Linked DNA regions of Homo sapiens: region 2 is linked to region 1. A link is a loop called in an ENCODE intact Hi-C map of the cell type or tissue named here. Cell type or tissue: heart left ventricle. All regions are shown on one strand.

What was found. Hi-C counts contacts between places; a loop is a spot of excess contacts. Peaks named below come from ENCODE experiments on the same cell type or tissue, not always from the same donor. Only the 100,000 strongest peaks of a DNase experiment are listed, where the experiment ranks them.
Region 2: a loop joins it to region 1, with 4 times the contacts of the local background. A loop is called at or near these places in 14 of 110 quality-filtered maps.

The regions. Positions count from the first base shown.
Region 1 is chr6:33,582,057-33,590,056 of GRCh38, reverse strand. It overlaps LINC00336 (long intergenic non-protein coding RNA 336), which reads left to right. Exons shown (of 2, transcript NR_027908.2): 2 at 2,187-3,953. It also overlaps the pseudogene GGNBP1. Among named protein-coding and RNA genes, the nearest start is that of BAK1, 5.8 kb to the right of the region's middle. RefSeq lists enhancers at 1-32, 1-162, 3,960-4,049, 3,972-4,966. In heart left ventricle, CTCF peaks have their summits at 26, 233 (motif pointing left) and 4,237 (motif pointing left); DNase peaks (open chromatin) are centred at 266 and 4,236; H3K27ac peaks cover 1,649 bases.
Region 2 is chr6:33,739,604-33,747,603 of GRCh38, reverse strand. IP6K3 (inositol hexakisphosphate kinase 3) reads left to right here and starts at 699. Exons shown (of 6, transcript NM_054111.5): 1 at 699-846. RefSeq lists enhancers at 1,079-1,972, 1,973-2,865, 2,866-3,759, 4,018-4,707 and a silencer at 2,971-3,100. In heart left ventricle, CTCF peaks have their summits at 1,389 (motif pointing right) and 3,038 (motif pointing left); DNase peaks (open chromatin) are centred at 653, 1,313, 3,020 and 5,315; H3K4me3 peaks cover 2,897 bases; H3K27ac peaks cover 4,850 bases; H3K27me3 peaks cover 454 bases.

The sequences.
Region 1 (8,000 bases):
CTTCAGCTCTGCAACAGGCCTCGGGCTAGACACAGTGGGGACCCATGGGGACCATCAGACAAGCATCCATGGATAGCAGTCATGTTGAAAAGAGCTGGGGACAGTGAGCTCTTTTTCTCATACATCTGCTGAGGGGTCTCAGAGCCTGGACCCAGGCAGAAAGAAAGGAAGGAACGGGGGACCCCACAGGGAAGCCAGCAGGACCTTCTGGTGAACAGCACCTCCTGGTGTCCAAACTAGGCCTGGCCCTGCTGCCCATCTCATCTCTGGGAAGCCAGGTGTGTCGGTCTCCTTCCCTGGCCAGTAAGGCCCATCATTATGCACTCCATCCCAAGCCCACCCTTACTTTTGAGATTAGGCAACACTGGACACCAGGGACCCCTGGCTTACCCAGGCCCGCCCTCCCGAGGCAGATCCCCCATCCCAGGGCCTCTTTCCTGGCTTTGTCCTTGGGCTGGCTGGGCAGGAACTTCCTGCTGGAGAATTCCCGGATCCTCCCTAGGAGGCTGCAGCACAGCCTGGGAACTTAGGGAGGGAGGGAAGTCAGGGACACCCCTCCTAACAGGGGCACGGCTTGTGGGCAGCAGGGTCCCCTGGCACTCTGGGCCTTGGGTCCTTCCCCAGCCCTAGGTCAGGCCAACTAGACCTCCTGCCCTCTCTGCACAGATGCCCTGCTGCAACCCCTCCACTCTGCAGCAGGGCAGCCCTAGCAGCCCCATGGGCACAGACTGGGGACTAGATCAAGACCTCAGATAGACTGGGCTTGCTCCAGGGTTGAAGATTGGGGGTTGGGGTCCAAAGACAGCCAACAATGAGGCCAAAGTCAAAGCACATTTTTATTAATAACATCACAGGCCTGAGTTGGCTGGGTGGGATAGAATTTGGGGCAGGCCCATCCTACAGACACATGGACACTGTGTCTCAAGACCCGCTGGCCACAGGGGATCCTTAGATGTACCCTAAGAAAAGACATACTCCATGTACCAGCTCCGGGGATCTGGGCAGGGCAGACTCAGGGCCAGCACCGGCTTCACTCTGGAGGCCAGTTTCCCATCTCACCTTTCTCCTCAAGAAGCAGGCACTGGGCGACAGAAATGGGTGAAGGAAGATGCCTCAGTCTTCTCTGCACCTCATAACCTTCTCCCTGCCCCCAGAGACAAGCACCCGAGGACACCTTTCCGCCACCTCCCCTCGGCTGGCACAGCTCCACCAACCCTGAGCCACCTCCCTGCCACAAAATGGAGAATCCTTTCTCCTTCCAACTTGGGGGGTTCCTTGGAAGCCCCAGGAGTCAGCACCGCAGCCAGTCCCTCCCCTCCCTCACTTCTGGACACGACCCCAAGGGGGGTCTGTGCCCTCCCCTCAAGCCCAAGGTGGTGCTGCTGCTTCCTCCGTGCTCCTCCCTAGGTCTCCAGCATTCTCCAAAGGCTCGGGGGCAGCCTCCTTCCCCCTCAGCACAGTGTCCCTGAGGGCAGTAAGGGGAGATGGGAATGGTGATGAGGACAGGACCTTTGAAATGTTGTGCACATGTACCCTAGAACTTAAAGTATAATAATGAGAAAAAAAAAGAAGGTAATGAACCTAAATAATAATAAAGGTAATAGTAATAAGATAATAAACCTAACAGAAAAAAACAAAACACCCACTGGGGAAAGGTATTCTTAAGGCAGCTCTGTCCCCAAAGTGAGGACTGGGCTGAGCCCTTACTTGCCACCACCCAGAAATGACCCAGGCCTCTCAGCGCTACTCAGGCAACCCCAGGACTGTGACTCCTGGGACAGGGCAGGCTGGCTGGGGAGGGGATGAGAAGAAGGAGGAGGGACCAGAAAGGGCAGATACCAAGATTCAAACCCTTCGATGTGAAAAGACAAAAGTGAGGGGCTCTGCCAGGTGCTGACAACCTACGTGGCTGTGGATGAGGTAACACAGAGGCCTCCTGTGACATGGACATGCATGCGGGCTTGGGGCAATTAGAAGGATGCCCCTCAGTGCCCAGCAGGCATGTTTCTTTTTTTGTTTGAGACAGGGTCTCGCTCTATTGCCCAGGCTGGAGTGCAGTGACACTCTCATAGCTCACTGCAGCCTCAACTGCCGGGGCTCAAGTGATCCTCCCACCTCAGTCTCCCAAGTAGCTGGGACCACACGTGCACGCCACCATGCCTGGTTAATTTTTGTATTTTTTGTAGAGACAAGGTTTCACCATGTTGCCCAGGCTTTTCTCAAACTCCTGAGCTCAAGCAATCCGCCCACCTCAGCCTCCGAAAGTGCTAGGATTATAGGCGTGAGCCACTGCACCCAGCCCCAGGTGGCAAGTCTTTCTGATAGGCACTGCTCCAAAGTGAATCACACTGTGCTAAGCCCCCGCAAGGGAGTGCCTTTGCAGCTTACAGCTGCACACTCGTCATCTCAGGAGGTCCTTGCAACAGTCCCCTTTCACGGGTAAAGAAACTGAGGCCTCTACTCAACCTCACAGAGCAAGCTAATGCCAGACTAAAACCTCTGGCCTCCAAACCCCATGCCCTTTCTTTTTGTAAGCTACACAGACTGTCAGGGCAAATGTCCACTGGATAAAAGCATGAGATGATGAATGGACGGAAATTAACCAAAAAGGTCATCAACACATTTTCAACAGATCCATCAATGTGCACTCAAAGAAGCTGAGACAGGCCTAACCTTTAAAGGCTGATGTCAAGGAAGGGGAGCAGCAGGATGGTACTCGGTCTGACCCAGCGGGGTCGCTCCCCTGAGCCTATGTGTGTTTGGAGTGGACGAGAATGGGAGAGAGATTAGAAAAACAGCAGCATCATGTGAATTACAGATGCACAGGAAAGCTTACAGCCTGTCTAGACAAATTCACTTATGTTACAGATGAGGAAACTGAGGCTCAGAAAGAGGAAGGGACTTGCCCAAGGCCACATAGCAAAGGAATAGCAAAGTTGAGACAAAAATAATGGACATTGTGACTCTGAGTCAAGTGAGAAACAGAGAGACTGATGGAGAAGTGTGTGTGTGTGTGTGTGTGTGTGTGTGTTTATGTGCATGCAGTGTGCACTCACTCAGGGGGCCAGGGTCCTGAATTTAGAAACACTACCACCAAGAAGGCATTATGCCTACCCTACCCAGGCAGTGGGGGCTGGAGCCAGGGCCTGGGGGCTGGAACCAGGGCCCAGGGCCTGGAGGGGATGGTAAGCCTCCAGCCCCACCTTCTCCAGGAAGGGGTTGGTGGTCTGGCACGGGCCAAGCGTACCTGGCCATCCACAATGCTCACCTCCACCACGGTGATCTCTGGCCGGGTAAGCAGCTCTCGGCCCTCTTGGCTGCCTAGCTTCCAGAGGCGGGACTCTTGCTGCATTCCCAGAAGCTTCTTCAACTCCGACTCCAGGAAACCTGAGAGCCAGAGAGATGGCAAGGGACAGGGAGATGGCAGGGAACAGGCAGGAGTAGGATGGAGCAGCCCACTGGGAACCCAAGGACCCGGAGGTGCAACCGCTCCCTGAGCCTCATCCCAGCTCTGTGTGGTTCCTGCTCACCCTCAGCCACAGCCCTCTCTTCTTCCAGGACGTAGAGCCAGCCAGGTACCACCCCTCCTTCGCCCTGCCTTCCCCAGGAAGCTCACTCTTTGAGGGCCTTCTCTGGCAGCGGCAGCATGAGAGCCTGCGTCTTCACCCACTGGGGACAGCATGCAAAGGGCAGGTATTTGCCCCCACCACCAACCAACTCAAGAGCCTGGATCTGGAACCCAAACTGCCTGCACTCAAGTCCCAGCTCTGCCCATCACTAGCTGTGTGACATCGGGCAAGTTCTCACTGTGAACTGGAGATGGCAATAGGACCTACCTCAGAGTCGTAAAATGCAGGATTTTATGAAAAGTGCTTAAAGAGGGTCTGCCCCATTAATGGCTATGTAAATGTGAACCACGATTTTCATCATATTATGTATGCTATCACCACTAACCCAACTGCTGTCCATGTCTGGGCTGCCCGGGGCTCTACTGGCAGAGAGGACCCTCTGGGGCTCTGTCACAGCAGTGCATGATGGGAAAACCAGGGATGGAGGCAGCCACTGAAGGCGTTAGAAGCCTCTGGGCTGGGGGAAAGGGTGGTGCTTGAGTAGTACCACCCCCGCAGTCACCACTTCCCAAACCCAGAGGAAGACCCGTTACACCTAGTGTGGCCTCCAGCCCAGCCACACGCTGCTCCCTGGTCTCGGGTGGTCCTCTTAGGTCCTCTGGTACCATCTGGTGGTACCTGCTGGTATTGCACCCCTGAGCCGCCGGCCAAAGCGAGGCTTCCTGGACCTGGGGGCACGTGGGAGGGGAAGGGCGGAAGCCCTTACCCACTGTGTCTGTGGATCTGAAAGCCTTGTTCGGTGGCGACTGGAGGGCAACAATGCCTGGGACACAGAGCTTGAATGAGCTGTCCTCTTCCTTCATTTTCTCTTCCTCACTTTTCTCCTCGCTGGGCAAACCTTGGAGAGGAGTCCAGCCAGTCTCTGAGCAGGTGAGGAGGCCCAGGACCCCAGGCCTGCAGCCCCACCCCACCCCTAGGCAAGACAGGAAGCAGGAGGCAACATGTCCCTAAAGGCTAAGAAAGGGGACTGCTCCTTCCAGGCCCAGGCCACATATTCTGGGGCCCAGCCTGATGTGGGAAAGGCCCCAACCCATGCCTCATGACCCCATCACCCACAGACCTTGGCCATGGCCGAGTTTTGAAGCTCCTTGTCCAAACTGTGGAAGTGGTTCCAAGGAGTTGCCTCCACCCTGGAAGAGGCCAACACGCAGTCTCCTGTGAATGGGTGGTGGTCACTGACAGGCTGGCAGCAAGTGGGGTGGTCCAGGCCTTGGAGGGCAAGCACACAGGGGGCTGAGTTGTGGGTGGGGTTGTCTTGTTTTCTTTAGCAAATGCCTACTGTGTGCCACACACCGTTCTGGGCATTTTACAAAGAGTATCTCAGTTCATCCTTGCAACTTCCTTCAAGGATAGCTACTATTATATTCCCACTTTAAAGACGAGGAAACAGACGCAGAGAGGTTGAGCAAGCTGCCACCCATCGCACGGCTCAGCATGTTAGAACTGGCATTTGAACCCAGGCAGTCTGACTCCAGCAGTCCCTCAAAATGTGTCCCGTGTCCTGCCAGGCCCCACACCCCTAAGAAGTTCTACAGGAAGAGGGTCCGTTTCTGGCGCTTCCCCTATGCCTATGGCCACCACACTCACCTTCAAGCAGACACTCCTTCTCCCTGGTGGAGGGCTCAGGGCTGACCTCACGGGGCCCTGTGGCTCTCTGCAGGTATTCTTCCTTCAACTGCAGGATCTGGATAAAGTGGCTGCTAATCCCAAAGCACAGTCAGGTGAGGGAGGCAGGTGGGGCTCAGAGATGTGACAGAGACCCCCTAAACCTCCCCCAAGGCTCACCTACAGGTCTGCTGGCCCTCTGCAGCCTTCCTCTCCCATCAGCCCCCTGCTCTGCATCTGGGGTCCTCATCATAGAGGGGGATTATCGCTCTCAAAAGTAGGGTGATGAGGGGGTGGGGAACAGAGAGAGGTGGGTCCCTGTCCTCACAGGGGATGGCTGCCAGGCCTGTAGAAGGAGCTGGGAGCAACAGGACCCCCCGTCCCTCTGGCCCTGGCATATTCCCTTTCTACTCCCTAGCCTGTCCTCTTTCATATCTGGTATCCCCCATCCACAACCCCTCACTTGTGGGAGGACCCCATCTCTCCCTCCTTCCCAAACCAAATCCCCATCTCCAGCCTCCTCCCCACCAGATGCTTCTGTCCGTTGGCCCCACCCACATCTCCCTGTCCTTCCCCACCAGGTGCCCTGTTCCAGACCTTTACCCACCCAAGGCCTCCCTCCCCAGACCCTCCCCAGCATGGGTCCCCCATCTCAGGCCCATGCCCTTCCCCCATCTCATGTCCAGGCCTCTTCTCAGTACCTCTGTCCCAGGCCTTGCCAACCTGGGTACCCCCCAATTCCAGCCCCTCACCTGTCTGAGGCCCCTGTTTTCCCAGAGGCGTCCCCTGCTGGCTCCTTCCCCTCCTTCTCAGGCAGGTTGCCCAACACCTCCTGGCTTGCTATGGGCAGAACTGACTTCACCTCTCCGCCAGGCCTTCTTGCTCTTGCAGGTGTAGGTCACCATACGCCCCATGCCCAGCTTTAAGGGAGGCTGCTGTGACCGTTTTGAGAAGCCCCTGGGTATGGCCACAGAGAAGGGGTGGGGCGGCAAGGCAGATGGTCCCGGCCCCCTCCTCCTCACATGTCCCTCTTGGCTCATCATCAGGGAAATGGCACCCTGGTGGCGGAACATGGAGGAGCAGCCTGAAATTCATGATCAGGGCTTCGGAGCTGGGGCCTCCATCCTGAGAAGGTCCCCAATTCAGATCCTGTAACAGCCACCCCAGGACCAACTGCTTAAGAACAGGAAGAGTTTTCAAATTAAAACCTCCAGTTGGAAACTTCCCAGAATTCTGGGAAGCAAAGACTGGGGAGGATGGGAGGTTGGGGGAGATTAGTTGGAGGTAGAGGGGGCAGGGGTTTGATGAAGCAGGGAAGGAGGTGTGGGGGGCAGGCAGGGATTTTGGGGGAAAGGGGGTGGAGACTTGGAGGAAAAGATGTGAGAGCCCCAGGAAGCTTGGCAGGGAGCAAACAGGGAGAGGCAGGGAGGGAACTGAACCCTGAGGGCAGGGGCTATTGAGGACTGCACACACCTCTGTCCTTCCTGGGTTTGTTCTGTCCTCAAGAACACTCCCAGCAGCCAGACAGTATCTGTCTTCCCTCTTAGCATCCAGGTTTTGTGTCCAGGTGGTAGCACAGACCCCACTAAGTCTATTTATTTATTTGTTTTTATTTTTATTTATTTATTTTTTTGAGACAGAGTCTCGCTCTGTCGCCCAGGCTGGAGTGCAGTGGGCTATCTCGGCTCACTGCAAGCTCTGCCTCCTGGGTTCACGCCATTCTCCTGCCTCAGCCTCCCAAGCAGCTGGAACTATAGGCGCTTGCTACGGCGCCCAGCTAATTTTTTGTATTTTTAGTAGAGATGGGGTTTCACCGTGTTAGCCAGGATGGTCTCGATCTCCTGACCTCGTGATCCACCCGCCTCGGCCTCCCAAAGTGCTGGGATTACAGGCGAGAGCCACCGGGCCCGGCCTTGTTTTTATTTTTATTTTTAATTTCTTGAGATGGAGTCTAGCTCTGTCGCCAGGCAGGAGTGCAGTGGCACAATCTTGGCTCACTGCAACCTCCGCCTCCTGGCTTCAAGCGATTCTCCTGCCTCAGCCTCCTGAGTAGCTGGGACTACAGGTACCCGCCATCACGCCCGGCTAATTTTTGTATTTTTAGTAGAGACAGGGTTTCACCATGTTGGCCAGGATGGTCTCGACCTCTTGACCTTGTGATCCACCTACCTCGGCTTCCCAAAGTGCTGGGATTACAGGCATGAGCCACCGTGCCCGGCCCTATTTTTATTTTATTTTTTTGAGATGGGGTTTCACTCTTGTCACCCAGGCTGGAGTGCAGTGGTACAATCTCAGCTCACTGCAACCTCCGCCTCCTGGGTTCAGCAATTCTCCTGCCTCAACCTCCCAAGTAGCTGGGATTATAGGCGCACGCCACCACAACCGGCTTTATTTTATTTATTTATTATTATTATTATTTTTTGAGATGGAGTTTCGCTCTTGTTGACCAGGCTGGAGTGCAATGGCGCAATCGCAGCTTACCACAACTCTGCCTCCCGGGTTCAAGCAATTCTCCTGCCTCAGCCTCCAGAGTAGCTGGGATTACAGGCATGCGCCACCACGCCTGGCTAATTTTGTATTTTTAATAGGGGTGGAGTTTCTCCACGTTGGTCAGGCTGGTCTCGAACTTCCAACCTCAGGTGATCAGCCAGCCTCGGCCTCCCAAAGTGCTGGGATTACAGGCGTGAGCCACCGTGCCCGACCAATTTTTTTTTTTTTTTTTTGAGACGGAGTCTCATTCTGTCACCCAGGCTGGAGTGCAGTGGC
Region 2 (8,000 bases), 160 kb before region 1:
CCCTCCCCCACTCAACCAAATGACCCTGTTTCTCCTTCAGCTCTCAGCCGGTCAGCTCCTCCAGGATGCCCTCCTCACTCTCTGCAAAGTCCTCTATTCTCTCACCAGACACTTATCCTGGAGTTGCCCTCTGACTTGCTGAGCCCCCCAGCTGTAATCCCCTGACACTGGGGGTGCTTGGTCAGCCCTAGCAGGGGGTCTCAAAAAATGCTTGTTGATGGCCTGATTGTCCTCAGTCTAACTGACTGTTGACTGATGGAACGTCTTGCCGCCTGACTTTCCTTCTCTGGCAGCCACAGTATGGGGTAAGCTGCAGTGAGGTTCTTGCAGAGAGGATGGGGCAAGAAGCCCAGCAGAAGGGAGAGCATGAACCCCCCAACCCGAGACTCACCCCTTTCCTTTTGAATTAGGAATCAAAAAATAACCAGGGCCTTGGGGTGATGGGCCCTTGGTGCCCAGGTCCTGACATCTACGTGGGCAGCTGAGCTGAACTCTCCCCTGCCTCAGACCAGTCCTCCTTTCCTCCTCCCCTCTTCTCTCTCCTCCTCTTTGTCCCCTCCCTTCCAGCCCCTCTGGCCCTGCCCCAGAGCAGCAGAACACCCAGCTGACAGCTGGACATGCCAGTCCCCACCAGCCCTTCCCCAGAGGGTCAGGTGACCCTTCCCTCCCCAGGCCACGGCAGCCCGGCCCTCCCGGGCAGACCTCCCGCACCAGGGCTCTGGTGAACAGCAAATGCTCCACGCTGGGACGGGCCATTGCCTGATGCCTGTACATGGTGGGCACTGAGAGACAAGATTCCTGGGCCCTGCCTTCCATACACTCCCCACGATCTCGGAGGAAGCTCTGGTGAGTGCTGCCTTGTAGGCAGGGATGGGCAGGGCCAGCCTCTTTGACGGGGCCTGACTGAGGGGAGAGAGGGTCTCGTGTTCACAGGGCCTGTCTGTACCCTGGGGTCTTGTCTCCATTCCAGGCTGGCCAGGAGTCTGCCCCACGGAGGTGCCAGCGTCTTCGTGGAGGTCTGTCCATCTGTGTGTGGCGGGGGTGGGGTAGGGCGTTGGGACAGTTCAGTGTATAGGAATTCTGGCATCTGTTCCTCTTTCATCCCTCTCCCTTCTCCCAGGGGAATTCCACCCCTCCCCTTCCAGGGGTGCCTGGAGCCCTCTCACTTCAGGGTGGACTGGGACTACAGAGGAAGCTGGGGGGAGGGGCAAGTACCGGGGGCTGCGTTAACCCTTAACAGAGGCCGGTGTCCAAGAAACGCGGGCAGCATCCCCTGGGCACAGGAACAGCATGTCCTAGCCCAGCAGCCCCAGCTTTCCACGGGAGGGGGCAGGAGGCCGGCACCAGGCTGGATGACATCAGCATCTACAGCAGCTGCCTGGGGCCTGGTGCAGGGTGGTGGTAGACCACGGGATGGCGGTCATGGGGGTGGGAGACATGTCTCCACCAAACGGTGGTCCCTGATGCCCTGGGCAGTGGTGGAGTCTTGGCCCCCACCCATGACTCTTCTAGGTACCCTAGTGAACCTGAGAACTGAGCTTGCCTTGGGGGCCTTAAACCCCCCATGCCAGGCCCCTTCCCCTGAAATTCTGATCCCATAGGGAGGGACTCTGCCTTCTACATTTTTAAAAAGCTACCCATTTATTTTTTAACCTTTTATTATGAAAAACTTCAAGCATACAAATAGAGGGAATGATCTCATGCACACTTGTACATCCTGCGCCTGATTTCAGCAGTGGCCCGAGTTTTGTCGTATTTGTTTCATTGAATACGCTACAGCTAGAGTGTTCTGACATCACAGCACGCCTCTCCCCTGCACAAAGTCCTCAGCAGGTCCTCACATAACCCACTGTCCACTAACAAATGAACAACTACCCATGAGCGTCTGCATCCTGTCTGCAGTCTCCTTTCCCCAGCTGGCCCTACATGTCTGTTAATGTTTTGTTAGAAAAGGATCCAGTCAAAAGGCATTGGGTCAGCAGGTCTCTTAAATCTCTTTCAATTAGAAAGAGCCTCTGCCAGCCCCCCGACCCCCCACCATGGTGATTTTTCCCCACCACTTTGCCTTGCTGAATCAAAGGGGGGGTTGTCCCATAGGAGGGTAAGAACATGGCAGGGTCAGACAGCTCTCAGTACAGATAGGGAAGCTGAGGCCCCGAGAGGCAGGCTCAGGGAGCCTGAGGCAGAACCAGGTCTCCTGTCCCCTCCTGGGCCACTTCCCTGCATCCCTGCCCCTCAATGCTCCTGTGGCCTCTGGGGCCCTCCCTGTCCTCTGCTGCTTCCGGGGGTCACAGGCCAGGCCAAGCCCACCCCCTGGCCAGCGGCATCTCCTTCTTTCTCCTGCCCTCCACAGAGCCTGAATAAATCCTTCCCAGGCAGAAACCCGGATGGTTGCTCTCTTGTTCACTAGCAGCCACAGGGAACAGCAATAAACTTTATGAGCATCAGGTCCTTCAGGGAAGAAAGCACGTGCACTGGCTGGGGAGGCGCAGGGTGGCAGCGCGTGCTGGCCCGCGGGCTGCAGTTGCAGTGTGTTACCTTAATAATAGTTACTGCAACTCATCCGGGGCTGGGAGGCCCAGCTGGCAGCTGAGAGGCCTCACCCACCCACCAGGGTGCCACAGCCTGGGCGGGATGGACAGATGGGGTGGAGATCGCTGGAGACCCCATCCTGCTCTGCCCAGATGGGCTCTCAAGTGCCCCACCACCCCCAGCCCATTCCCACCCCCTCCCCTTCAGCCCCTGACCCTGGTTAAGCAGTGGGAGGGGAGGGCAAGAGATGTTATAGAACGTTATGGGGAGAATCCAACCTCAATGATGGCTTCTGAGCTTTTCAAAAACATCTGCCTGGTGGAGGCAGAACTTCAGCTGCCATCGAGGCTCTCTGGGACAGGTCTGGGCAAAGCCAGGCAAACCTAGGGCAGTTCCAAGAATGTGTCCCCCAGTGGCTGGGTGAGGAGGTGGGTGCTGGCTTTAGTTTCCAGTTAATCCCTCTCAGGCATTTGGGGCCTCAACGTGTGTGCTGCTGCCCTCTGGTGGGGAAAAACCTTGCCTGCATTCTCCCTCAGCCACACACTCCCACACACGCACAAGCATTCACACACACTCACACAAACATACAAACACATGCACGCACACACACTCCATCCCATTATTGTGTTTTGACCTTAAAGAGCTGTTCCATCTTGCAACCATAAAACTGCCATGCTAACCGCTGGCAACACCTTACGTCTGTGGCTCATAGGTCTCTTGCACAAGACAGGTGGTGGCTGATCATATTACTTAGAGGAAGGCAGCAGGTGTGGGGCAGGGTGTTGGAGGCTGGGAAATGTGTAGGCAGGTCTGGGTGTTTAGCAATATCCAAAATCCTGGGTGCAGCTTCAAGAGGCAAAGTCCGGAGGAGAAAAGCATGGCTGGGAGGGGCTGTCAAAGCAGTTGCTAACCATGGCTGAGGAGCTGCGTGTCCAGGGGTCAGGATCTATTAGGGGGCCAAGAGGGAGAAGCCCTCGCAGCCTCTGCCTCCCCCAGAGCAGCCCTTCCAGTGGCACTTGACTTCGTGAGTCATCTTGCCCCCATGTTTCTCCCACCTTGACAGCAAGATCAGAACATTGTTGGTGCTGCTAAGTACATTTGTCAGTGGCTGAAGGGTTTCTAAACTAATAATCTCTGTATTAAAATCGTATTTGGTCCTCAAGCTGGAGAAATGTTGGGAGATTTTAAATGTTAAGAAAAAAAAAAGAAAAAAAAAACCCTCTCAAAGGATAAAATCAGCCCCGAAATAAGTTTCTATGACTGAGGAATATGAAGTATTGCTCTGTGATTCTAGAAACCAAGCCTTCTCCAGGGAAGAGATGCTCTCCTAAGCCACATATTTCAGCCACGGCTGGGAAAGTGATGTGTGAAGTCCCCCAGCACTAGGTATTGATCCCACCGAGCCGGAGAGCCACACGGACAGAGGGCGCACCATCCTACAGCCCTTGAGTCATTTTTAGAATGGATTTTAAAACTCCATTTTTCCCCCTGGAAAATAAGCTTGTGCCTTCCAACCTGGATGGCCCCAGATGATGCACAACCCCTCAGCCATGTGAGAAACTCCAAATTTCTCCTGCCCATTACAACCTAAGTGGTTTTAAATGGTTTTTGGGTCCTCTCATCTCTAATAGATTAAAAAATGCTCCCTCGGGCATCACAAAGACATTGAATGGTACTTGTACCAAACCTCTGGCTCCGAGAGACCTGTGAAATGTAAGTTAGAGCTTCAGAGGTGAGAGGGCAGGCCATAAACCATGCTGCTTTGCCGTCTGCCACATTTTATATTACAGTTTTCTTTTGCTACAAGCTGTTTCTTAATTATCTTCTACCCAGAAAGCCCTCTCCCCACCACCTAAGATTTATCGGGATGTGGTCCCGAAGGCTTCAGCACCTTGGTGATCTCAGGGTGCCACCTCCCTGCACTGAGCTGGGGCCCAGGCCAGCATCTCCTCTGGCTGGCCAGGCTGGGCTCACTCTCCGTCCCCCTCCACTGCCGGCTGCCTCTGCAGACGCCCTGCTGCTGCAGCACTGGCAAGGCCAGCCAAGCACTCCCGCATCCTCCTCCTCCACACAACACTCCCCTCCAGCCATCGCCTCCCACCATCTCCTTGCCCTTCCCTATTGCTCCCTGTACACACACTCCCCAAAGCAGGCCCTCCCCAAGCTCCCCAAGGCTGAGCCAACATCTCCCCTCCTCCTGGACTCCTTCCCAGACCCCTCAAACCACCCTGATCTCAGCCAGGAGCAGTACCTCTCCTAACCTCTTCTCCAGGACCCATTTGTCAACACAGTTTTTTCCCTACCAGTCCCTATGCAATACTCATTATACTTTTAGGATCTGTTGATTGAGAAAAATAGACGATGACAAAAACTACTAGGAATTCAATAATGCCTTTAAATGAATTTGTATTTTGTTAATTACCAACATATTTACATACATTTGAGAATTATCGTGCCTCTAGGGGATTACTTTCCTACTCTGCAGATTGTGGTGGTGAGGATTTGGGTAAGGTCTTGGCAGGCCCCCCGGGTGGGAGCCCTCACCCAGGGCCCTAAGAATCCACGCTGCCAAGCACTTCGTTAGACACTGCCCACCAGCAGCATGCTGCCCCTGGGTGTGCGGTTCTTGCTGCCCAGTCAGGTGCAGCTTCTGAAAGCTCCCTATCCTGACACAGGTTACTGAGGCAAACAGCATAAAGAGGGCCCCAGACAGCACCCTGGCCCTAAGAGCCTGACTTGGGTCTTGGTCCTGGGTCTCCGAGACTCCCAGAGACAGCCAGAGCAACTCAGCAGCCACTCCCCGTCCAAGCAGACTGCACGTGGTCAGAATGGGCGTCGACTTCAGAGTGAGACAGACTCATCACGGCCGAGTCCCAGCATTGGTGCCTGATAGCTCTGGACCCCGGGAAAACTCTGCAACCATTCTGACCCTCAGTGTCTCCATCTGAAAATTCCTAGCTGGAGACACAGAGGTGTGATTGTAAAGCCAGGGGTCCAGAGTTGACCCTTAGGAGTGACTATGATATAGGATATGTTTGTGCAATGAACTATTTGAGTACCTGACTCAAGTGAAGTTGCTTTGTTTTTTTTTTTTTTGCTTGTTTTTGTTTATTTTTTTCTGAGATGGAGTTTTGCTGTTGTTGCCCAGGCTGGAGTGCAATGGCACGATCTTGGCTCACCGCAACCTCCGCCTCCCAGGTTCAAGCGATTCTCCTGCCTCAGCCTCCCGAGTAGCTGGGATTACAGGCACGTGTCACCACGCCCTGCTAATTTTGTATTTTTAGTAGAGACAGGGTTTCTCCATGTTGGTCAGGCTGGTCTCGAACTCCTGACCTCAGGTGATCCGCCCACCTTGGCCTCCCAAAGTGCTGGGATTACAGGCGTGAGCCACTGTGCCCGGCTTTTTTTTTTTTTTTTTTTTTTTTTGAGATGGAGTCTCGCTCTGTTGCCCAAGCTGGAGTGCAATGACATGATCTTGGCTCACTGCAACCTCCACCTCCTAGATTCAAGCAATTCCTCTGCCTCAGCCTCCCGAGTAGCTGGGATTACAGGCATGCGCCACCACACCTGGCTACTTTTTAAAATATTTTTAGTAGAGAGGGGGTTTCACCATGTTGGCTTAGGCTAGTCTCGAACTCCTGGCTTCAAGTGATTCACCCGCCTTGGCCTCCTACAGTGCTGGAATTACAGGCGTGAGCCACCACGCCAGGCAAAGTGAAGTTGCTTTCAACTTAAGAGCTCCATACTGGGTGCCTGGCTGTGAGTTAGTGCATCAGGCAGGATGGACTAGGTCCTGCTGCATAACAAGCCACCCCCAAATCTCAGTGACTTCATAGAGTGAAGATTTATTTCCATAATGCTATATATCCAGTATGTACAGTCACTTAGGGACCCTACTGACAGAGGCCACACCTCAGCATGTGCTTCCAAGATCACCATGGCCAGGGAAAGAGAATGGGGGGAACATCTCTTGAAGTTCCCACCCAGAAGTAACACATGGCACCCACCCACGTGATGCTGGCAAAAGCAAATCACGTGAGCCACGCTTACCTTCACAGCTGCAATCATACCACATTCTCACAGGGAAAAACAGAATGTTGTGAACAGCCCTGACAATGGCCACAGTCAGCCAGTCTGTTTGCGGATATAAGAAGCCAGCAGGCTTTGATAAGATATAGTCCATGACTAATCTATTCCTATTTTGAACCCCTACAAGTTTGATTTGTGGTTTCGTCTGCCACCTTCCCTAAAATGGGAGTGTGAGTCCTAAAAGAGATGCATCTTCCGTAATGTTAATGAACTCAGATTTAGCATGTGGAAAGCGGTTATAAGATACAAAGACTCTCCGGAAATAAAAATGTGCCGACGGGTTGTGACAAGTTATGATGCCCTTATCCGCCTCGGCTTGATGGGTGGCATCTGTCATTGTGTCTGGCATCAGCGAGGTCTTGGGGTCTTAGAATCACTGGTATTGTCCTGTGTCTCCACTCTGGAAGCCAAACCCACTCACGGCCCTGCTGTCAGTGACCCTCTTTTCTGACTGGGGAGTGTCTCACAGGCTAGCACAGGCTGGCTGTCACTCAGGCCCTGTGGGGCTGCGGAGCAGGGTCTGTACTGGCACAGACAGCCCAGGGCCTCATTTAACAACCAGCTCGGTGTCTGCGCCCCATCAGCAGAAATTAGCCCTGGAGTCTCCTGGAGTGAGGCCCAGCGTTACTTCATTCAGGACATGATGCAACGACAGGGCAGGAGGACACAGAGACCTGGGGCCATCTGTCCACTTCCTGGTGGTGGCAGGAGTTAGGCAGCCTTTAAGTTGAGCTCTTCTGGCTAGAGGCATCTCACCCTCTTCCCTGCTTTATTCTTACTCCCCCTATGCCTCCCCAAGGAGCCCTAGGGAAGGATGCTGGGCAAGGGGTCTGAGCTGTAGGGATGTGGGAGGAGATGTGGGCTGAAGACAGGGACAACTGTCTCCCTTCAAAGCACTAAAGAGAGCCAAGGATATTTGGCAGCAGGCACCTCACCTGCCATGCAGCACCCAAGTTGACTCATGGAAGTCGGTCCTGAGAATAATGCAGGCAGTGACAGACCCTGCGTGGTGGCAATGCTTGGAAGGAGGACTCCACAAAGGAGTGTCTTCACTTTGTCTTCCGAGCATCATGACAAGGCTGTGGCAGAGGGTGACAAGCCAAGCCTCAGAGCACTTCCCCAGTTCATCTCAGGCCTCAGCAAGCTCCAGGAGCGCCTGGAGTAGACCCTGGACTTCTGACTCTTGCCCAAGGCTCTTAGGAAACAGAACAGGCCCAGGGCGTTGATCAAAGGCAGGGCCCATGCCAACGGCAGAAGTGCCTGCATGTGGCAAAAGGAAGGTCTGGGCTGAGAAAGGTCCTGCCAACTTGAATGATTTAATTGGGACTTGCCCGTGAGGAATGGGAAAAACAGGGGCCTTCCCCAGCTCAATCCCACAG